2 separate regions of the Homo sapiens genome follow, and region 2 is linked to region 1. A link is an interaction called in ENCODE POLR2A ChIA-PET data of the cell type or tissue named here. Cell type or tissue: A673. All regions are shown on one strand. Each heading gives the region's core, and the rest is flanking DNA. Links, peaks and the distances in the headings are about the cores only.

Evidence for each region. ChIA-PET counts read pairs that join two places held together with the same protein. Peaks named below come from ENCODE experiments on the same cell type or tissue, not always from the same donor. Only the 100,000 strongest peaks of a DNase experiment are listed, where the experiment ranks them.
Region 2: POLR2A ChIA-PET joins it to region 1 with 8 read pairs; 7 of 35 experiments call an interaction of 5 or more read pairs at or near these places.

What each region holds. Positions count from the first base shown.
Region 1 is chr7:116,262,804-116,267,203 of GRCh38, reverse strand. No RefSeq gene overlaps it. Among named protein-coding and RNA genes, the nearest start is that of TES, 54 kb to the right of the region's middle. In A673, for the core only: no CTCF peak of the experiment used is centred there; no DNase peak of the experiment used is centred there.
Region 2 is chr7:116,391,632-116,396,031 of GRCh38, reverse strand. No RefSeq gene overlaps it. Among named protein-coding and RNA genes, the nearest start is that of CAV2-DT, 110 kb to the left of the region's middle. In A673, for the core only: no CTCF peak of the experiment used is centred there; a DNase peak (open chromatin) is centred at 2,161; H3K27ac peaks cover 3,132 bases.

The DNA of each region.
Region 1 (4,400 bases), core at 218-4,217:
GTAAGTTTGGGAAAGAAAGTAAAATTTAGAGGAAGAAAAGTTTAGGAGAAAAATTCAGAAAGGCAAAATAAAATGAAAAAGAAAGATAAGAGAGGAATGGGTGATATATTGTCATCTGTTGCATGGTTTATGCATAGGTGAAGTTAATGGATACGGCAATCAGTGGCTCATAATAGTACAAGAAAATCAATGTGCAAACTGGGACCTGAGATTTTAGAGGAAATCTGAAATTCCCTAGGGGAAAAGGGAAAATAAGGAATTGGCATTGCTAAAACAGTTAATACTACAATCTTTTCTGTAGTTTATTGTCAGATAAGCAGATCCTTGACAACCTTTGCAATGCAATGAATACTCAGAATTTTTTAGGTCTCGGAACTTGCAGTATCTATTGTGGAAATACAGAAACTGCTGATATAATTTCACCAAAAAAGAGAAAATACACTAAACTTGTCATTGCTACCTGGAGAAAAATAAAGTAACGTAAAAATCATTTCAAAACTGTCTTTGTCCTATCACATTTGATAAGGAGACTGGAGCCCCAGTAAGCTATTATCAGATGTGAATGGTAACTTTTGTCTGTTGACTTCTTCATCTATATCTCTAGCCAGAGTTTTTTCTTGAGCATCCACTTTCAGGTCCCAAACTGCCTGCTGTACTCCTCCACTTGCCTCAAGCTCCACATACTCCCAAGTGAACTGATCATTTTTCTTCTCAGCTCTTCCCTAAGTGGATTTCTCATTTCTGTTGAGGTCACCACCATTCTTCCAATTGGCAGGGTTGTCTTTGACTCCTCCCTGTCCTTCAGTCCCACTGTGACCATGCCTCATAGATTCTATTTTTGCAAAGTTCCCTTTTATCCATCCACTTACCTAGGGTAACAGTGAGAGCAACCTCTCATACTAGAGAAGATATTTTGACATCACAAACAGCTGCTTTGGCATCACTTCCGTTGTCTCCTGTCAGTGACAGGTCTTCATTATTTTCATTTTCTGTTACCTGCATGTCTCTTCCATGAGCCTTTGAACAATTGACAGCAGAAGTTTTTGCTCTATTCACCCTCAGTTCCCCAGCATCCCAATATGACTCATGACTTAGTAAAGGGATATTTTCAGGATGAAAGCGTGATCTTCATTATTTATTTATCTGTACTAGTTAGGGAAGGTTAACTCCTATGACCAACAAGCCCAGTATCAGTGGCTTGAACCAATAAATGCATATTTCTTGCCCACGTTATGTTTCCATGCACAACACTGCAAAGGAGAAATCCTGCTTTATCTCTTGGCTCCACCATCTTGCCCTGAGTTGTCATGGCAAAGCCTGAAGGAGACTACATTGCTTCTTTCCTTGATCTCTTGGCCAAAACTCAATCAGAAAGATCCACACAACTACAGTGGATGCTGGGAAATATAGTTTCACTGGAAATAAGCTTAGAGATCATCTAGCCAGTGTCTGCCATGCTATCCTTCTAACTCTCTACTTACAATTATAATAATAAACTAGAAGAGTGTCTTTCCACTCACAGTGACCCCCTAAACTCCTTGATTCACTCCCACTTATTTCCACTGTGTTCCCCTCTCAAACTTCATTTGGTGAGATTTTTAACTGTTTTGCTTAGGTTGCATGACTCTGTCCCCTGATCATAAACTGGTTTGTCTATCTGTAAAACAACTGAAGACAATCAGGTTTTTTTTTTTTTTTTCCTGGGGAATTTGGAATCAGAACCAAGAGTTAGCCCATCAGTCTCTCAGTGTGACAACATTTGTAATCTATGAACTCAGAAATTTTAGGGCACCCATCTTTACTAACTGATCATGCAGATAAGGAACAGAGAGACTGTGCCTACAGAGAAAGAAAAAAGAAGCAGATATTCAGGGAGGAACTTGGAGGGAGGGGAAAAAGACCTGGTGGCTGCCCAGCCTTGGCTTCTGTTCCATCTGTAGGCTACTTCCTATACTCCTGGCTGTACCCTTATAATGATCAATGTTTTTTGATACTTAGAAAAGATAAATAATCCTAACCAAGAAGACCCCCTGCCAAATTCCACAAAGAATTTGAAGCAGGCTGAAATGAGAATTCATACAACAACATTGTCTGGAAAAAAGATTTAAATCATAATTGCTACGTTAGTGAAGGGTCAGATTTTGCTCAAAGCTTCCTGGAAGTCAAAATGAAGAAAAAAATATACAGTTATTGACATTACTCTCAATTTCAGAAAGGAGGAACTATACACTTTTATTTGGGGAGTGAAGCTCTGTTAGTATTAAGATCTAATAGTAATTTCTTAGGCAGGTAAAAATGATTCATATGTGAAAGATCATAGCCTTTCCTCAATCCTTCCAGATTGTTGAAGAGAAATCCAATTTTCACATGTCAAGGTGAAGAGCAATGCTAAGAATCTGAGAAGAAAATTTGAATCTCCATTCTAGGTATTATTGCAGGCCCTTCTGAAATATTTTTAATAGCCTTGGACTTCTGTTGTTATTAACATATCCTCTGTTCTGGAGCCTTCCCCTCCCCATGCCCATTTGGCCAGCATTTCATTTTCTGTTAGAATTCTTTACTTCAGGCCTATTCTCTCTTGAATGTAAAACACCACAAGAGCAGGGATCTTGTTTATCTTGTTCACATCATTGGTCCCAGTGCCTGCAACCATTCCTGACACATAGCAGATAATAAATATTGTTTGATTAAGCGAATGAATGAATGAATGAATGAATGAAGCAATGGAGAGAAGTGGAGATGGCAGAGTGTGAGAGAAAAGAAATTGGGGAGGATTTAGGTTTGGGGGACTTGTGGAGAGAGCAGCTGGAGGCACGAGAAAGGCAGGTAGCAGAGAAGAGGGAATTTTAAGAAGTGTTGCTGAGGATTATGTAATTGGATCCTTGTACTGTCATTTTTTAAAACACAAGTGATTTTTTAATTAAAAAAATACTTACGGTTACTGAGCTATGTTTCTTCTTTTGCTCTGTCCTTTAGAAACTTGTCCAAATGAGTTTCATCTCAATTAGTAAAACTCTTACCTGATTTATTATGGCTTATTCAGATGCCACTTAATTCATTTTGTTATTTACCATTTTTGGGGCACATATCATGTGTTAAGTGCTATATTTGGTTCTAAGGAAATAAACATGAAAAAATTATATTTCTGCACTTAAATAGGGCAATGATATCAGTGAACTAGTAGCATAGGTCAAGATGTATGTGAACAAAGATGGGCTTCAAGCTTGAGGGGGTGTGGAAGGGTCATGGATCAGCTTCTTAGAGGTAACTATCTTTGCAAAGTCATGGAGATATGAAGGAAGCGACTAACTTCAAAAAACTGCAAGCATTCAGTTATGGCTAGATGACCATGTGTATACATGAAAAGGGTGGGAAAAGAGGCTGAATCATTGTTAGATTTTTCAGTAAGGGAATACTAATATGTTCTCTGTATTGCACTCTGGCAGAAGAAAAGAGAATGGATCTGATAGTATAAAATATATATTTGACCTTTCTTCCCATTTCCTGGCATTAACTCCTAAAATCATAGACTCTCCAAAGTAATAGATGTAATCTATTAGTAATAATGTGTTTTTGTATGTGAATGAGTTGACTGATGGCTGGCAGCTCCTGGGTAGCTTCAGAATAGGGGTTGGTCAACAGAAAGACCAGGGCAGGATAAGAGGTGGGGTTGGGACTTTCAGCTCCCCCCACCCACCTTCCAGGGAGAGAAGAGTGGCTGAAGGCTAAGTTGATCAACAATGACCAATAATTTCATCAATCATGCTTATGTAATGAAGCCTCCATAAAAACCCCAAATGACAGGATTCTTGGAGCTTCCAAATAACTGAACACGTTCTGGTTCCTGGAGGGTGGTACCTCAGAGAGCGAATGGCAGCATGGTGCCCCTTCTCACATGCCTTGCCTTATGTGTCTTTCCATCTGTATCCTTGGTAACATTCTTTATAATAAACTGGGAAATATAAGTAAATTGTGTCCCTGAGTTCTGTTGTGAGTGGCTCTAGCAAGTTAATAGAACCTGAATAAGGGGTTGTGGGAAGCCTGATTTCTATAGCCAGTTGACCAGAAGCACAGGTAAAGCAACTTGGGGCTTGAGATTGGTATTGGAAATGGGGAACAGTCTTGTGAAAGTGAGCACTCAACCTGTGGGATCTAACACAGCCTCCAGGTAGATAGCATCAGAAGTAAACTGGAGGGCACCTGGCTTGTGTCTGCTGCAGAATTTTCCGATTGCTTGGTGTGTGGGGAAACACCCCCTTATGTCTGGTGTTAGAAATGTGTTGGTGAAGGCTGGGCTAGGCGCAGTGGCTGACATCTGTAATCCCTGCACTTTGGGAGGCCGAGGCGGGTGGATCACCTGAAGTCAGGAGTTTGAGACCAGCCTGGCGAACATGGTGAAA
Region 2 (4,400 bases), core at 303-4,302, 130 kb before region 1:
CTCCAGTGAATGAGCAAATTGCCTCTGTATCTTTTTATACTTCAGCCAGCCTTGAATGTTTGGGCCAAACTGTTGACCCAGGAAACTGGACCACCAGGCAGGCTCTCAATAATCAAGTTTTATCTGTATTTCCTCTGTAACTATCCTTTTCTCTCTTTAAAAAAAAAAAAAAAAAATTGGCTGCTCTTCTAGTAGAACGAAGCCCTCCTTGATTGCCAGAGATATTTGCCTAGCTTATTTTAATAAAATTAATTTGCTAGGTTAGAATTTCCAAGACAAACTCAGCTTGAGGGAAAAAAAAGGAGGGGGAGGAAGGGGAGCAAGGAGGGAAGAGAGGGCAGGAGAGGGCAGGGATACCTTTGGCTTGCCACAGGATGCGCAGACTCTCTCACCAAAGGAAAAGCAAACAAACAGGCCCACTGCCTGAATCATGGGTGTAAACCAGGGCTGTTTCAGACAGCAGGGAATTCCTAAATGCTGACTGGTGTGGCTAACCTACATGAGTGTGCTAAATAGCAGTGCTAATCTTAATTTTCAGTTCTTTTACATTTTATTTTTTTCTTACGGATTTTTTGTTTGTTTGTTTCCTTAAGAACAAAGAGCAGATTTTTTGTCTTATCCTTGTCCTTCCCCTTCTCTGTGCAAATGTCTAATTTCCACTGTTTAAACTTTCCCTTTTCAGGAGCAAGAAGCTGTCTTCCAGCTTTCTCCTTGATCAAACTTCTGTCTCTTCCTGCCCCCGTTACATTTTTGAAAGTATTATCTACTCATATTTCCTCCATTGCCTTATTGCTTATCATTTGCAATCCAGTTCTTCTAGCAATCTGGTTTCTGCTTTCATTAGTCTACTGAAATTATTTTCTCCAAATGTCAAACTTTGCCAACTTGCTAATTTGGATTTCCTGCTCAGAGTTCCTTTTCTTTTTGACCTTTGCATCATCTGAGACCCTATCCACCTCTCTACTTCTAGGTGTATTATATTCCTTTGATTTTTAAAAATCTAGGTATGCATTTAGTAAAATTACTTGTTTTTTTTTTCTCTTACTCCAAAAGTAAACTTTTTTTTGAGACTTCATTATTGAACTTCTTATATTTTCTCTCCTTTGGCATTTTTTTTTCCTGTCTTAGTAGCTCACCTTTCTCTAGAACTGTAGGTCCAAATCTCCAACTACCTGATGAATATTTCCATCTGTGTTGTCTCATCAGTTCCTCATTTTCGCACATCAAGGGTGCATTCCGTCGTCTTCCTCTGATACAGTCAATCAGAGTATCTAAACAAAATTCCCACGATTAATGTATTTCTTTCAAGCAATATAGATGAAAAATGATACATGAAAATAAGATATTCAGGGTGCTTCAATTGCTAGTGCTTTTCATTTTAACTGTTTCTCTGGTAATATTTTAAAGAGAGTTTGGTACAATTTTTTTTTTTTTTTTTTGAGATGGAGTCTCGCACTGTCGCCTGGGCTGGAGTGCAGTGATGCTATCTTGGCTCACTGCAACCTCCGCCTCCTGGGTTCAAGTGATTCTCCTGCCTCAGCCTACTGAGTATGCGGGATTACAGGTGCCTGCCACCAGGCCTGGCTAATTTTTTTTTTTTTGTACGTTTAGTAGAGATGGGATTTCACTATGTTGGCCAGGCTAGTCTCGAACTCCTGACCTCGTGATCCACCCGCCACGGCCTCCCAAAGTGTTGGGATTACAGGTGTGAGCCACCGCACCCCGCCCGCAATCCACCGTGCCGGGTCTGGTACACTTTTATGAGTGAATTGGCACATTTTATAATTGAACATAAGAATTCAAGAGAGTTTGAAACATACCCCTAGCAGATCCTTTAGAAGAGCTAGTCTATTTTCACAGTTATCATTCTCTTATGGAACCTTACCACACTTCTTTACATGCTAAATTTCTAAGTTCCAAGTTGTCTTAACCTGAAAAATATTTTATTTTTTCTTGTACGTTCTTTTGTGAGTATCACAGTTCTCTATCCAGGCTGGGACAATGATGTATTTAAATAATGAATGTTAAAAAAAAATCCCCATTAGCTTTCCCATCTCACCGTCCACCTGATACTCTATTGCACAAACACCAGGATTAGAAATTGTTTTTCCTCCCACGTCTCCAGCTGCAACCCCGCCAGGCACTGAGTGAGGCTTGTGCAGCTTGTCACAGGCAGAGTTTCCTGTCAATAGCAAAAAGGAAGTGGTGCTTTTGGATGAACCTTCATTGTCCAGGGCTGGAACAGTGATCACCAGGCAGTGATAAGGGCGCTTTTTAATCTACAGGATCTGCACGAATCTAACTAACCTTGTTAGGGAGAAGAGGAAAGAAAGGGCGGTCACAAATTGTGTTGGGAACACTCTTTCCTCAGCCTCTTATATCCCAGCAACCAAAAGAATCTAAAACACACTATTTTTTAGTCAGAATGTTTATCTTGCCAAGGCTTTAGATCTTGTTGCTTTGCAAAGTGAATATAAAATTACATCATGTCATCAATTACCAAAAAAAGAGTAATGCATATACTCTTAATTTTAAATTAAAACTAGGGTTGTAATGTATCTTAGACTGTGTTTGATTTATTATTATTCTTTTATTTTGGAGTAACTTATGTATTTGGCATCTTCCATATGTGAAGGCCATGCTGTAGAGTCTCCTTCCATTTCACCTTTAGATTGCCCTCACTCTTTCCATCTCATTCTTGTTTTCTTCCAGGAGCCTAACATCCAAAATATGCTCCTTGAATATTTGTTGAATAAATACTTCATTGTTGATACAATGAAAGACATATCATCAGCTTGTCTTTCCTTCACCCCAAACTTGGTATAATTATGATATGTATTTTCTCAGTTGTTTTAAAATTTACTTTAACTATGTTAAACATTAAAACTTTATGTTAAACATTAAAAAGCATTATCCCATTTTTCAGATGACAGAAGCCAAGTGAGTGTGTGTGTGTGTGTGTGTGTGTGTGTGTGGTGTGATGTTGTGTCAGGGATCTGAGGAGGGAACTGGCTTGTAGATAACAAGCACATTAAAAATAGCCTCTGACTTTGGTTGTTGTTTCCACTGGCCTATGATCCTACAGTAGAATGAAAAGATCCCTATCATTTAAACAACTTTCTTTGAAAGGAATATTAACTCAGTGGTAAAGCTAAAAGAAAAATTGAAGGGAAGCTAAAAGATGATTTGAGTGTGTCTGCCTTGCCCAGAGGTTGATAGTAGCATAGCTTCAACATTCAACAGCATTTACATTGAACATGTCATCTTGAGAAGTTACATCTAAAATGCTCCCTATCACAAAATTCTATTTAAAATAATAAAGGCTAAGATGGGCTCCAAAATTCAGGTGAAATGGAACTGAGAAGTATTTTCTAGACAAATGTAGGAAATCAAACCAAACCAAAGCAAAACCCAAGCAAAGAAGTTTTATTTATTTCTTGCACTCACTCTTTTGTTGTTGTTGTTTTTTAAGTCACTAAATATCGGGATGGTTTATTAAACAGCAATAAATATTTGGTATAAGCTTCTTCCCATTCAAAGTCAATCCTTCCACTTGTCATCTGAATTCTTTCCTTTTTTCCCCTTGTAAGATTTTATGCCATTAGTCATTCTCTTTCTTTCTTTTTTATTTTATTTTATTTTATTTTACTTTAAGTTCTAGGATACATGCGTAGAACCTGCAGGTTTGTTTCATAGGTATACATGTGCCATGGTGGTTTGCTGCACCTATCAACCTGTCATCTAGGTTTTAAGCCCCGCATACATTAGGTATTTATCCTAATGCTCTCCCTCCCCTTGCCCGCCACCCCCGACAGGCCCTGGTGTGTGATGTTCCCCTCCTTGTGTCCATGTGTACTCACTGTTCAGCTGCCACTTATGAGTGAGAACATGTGGCATTTGGTTTTCTCCTCCTGTGTTAGTTTGCTGAGAATGATGGCTTACAGCTTCATCTATGCCCCTGCAAAGGACATGAACTCATTCTTTGTTATGACTGCATAGTATTCCATGGTATATATGTGTCACATTTTCTTTATTTAGTCTATAATTGATGAGCATTTGGGTTGGTTCCAAGACTTTGCTATTGTGAATAGTGCTGCGATAAACATACGAGTGCATGTGTCTTTATAGTAGAATGATTTATAATCCTTTGGGTATATACCCAGTAATGGGATTGCTGGGTCAAATGGTATTTCTGGTTCTAGATCCTTGAGGAATTGCCACACTGTCTTCCACAATGGTTGAACTAATTTACACTTCCACCAACAGTGTAAAAGCATTCCTATTTCTCCACATCCTCACCAGCATCTGTTGTTTCCTGACTTTTTAATAATCGCCATTCTAACTGGTGATAATCACTATTTTTTAAGTTTTTTTTTTTTTTTTTTTTTTTTTTTTAGAGA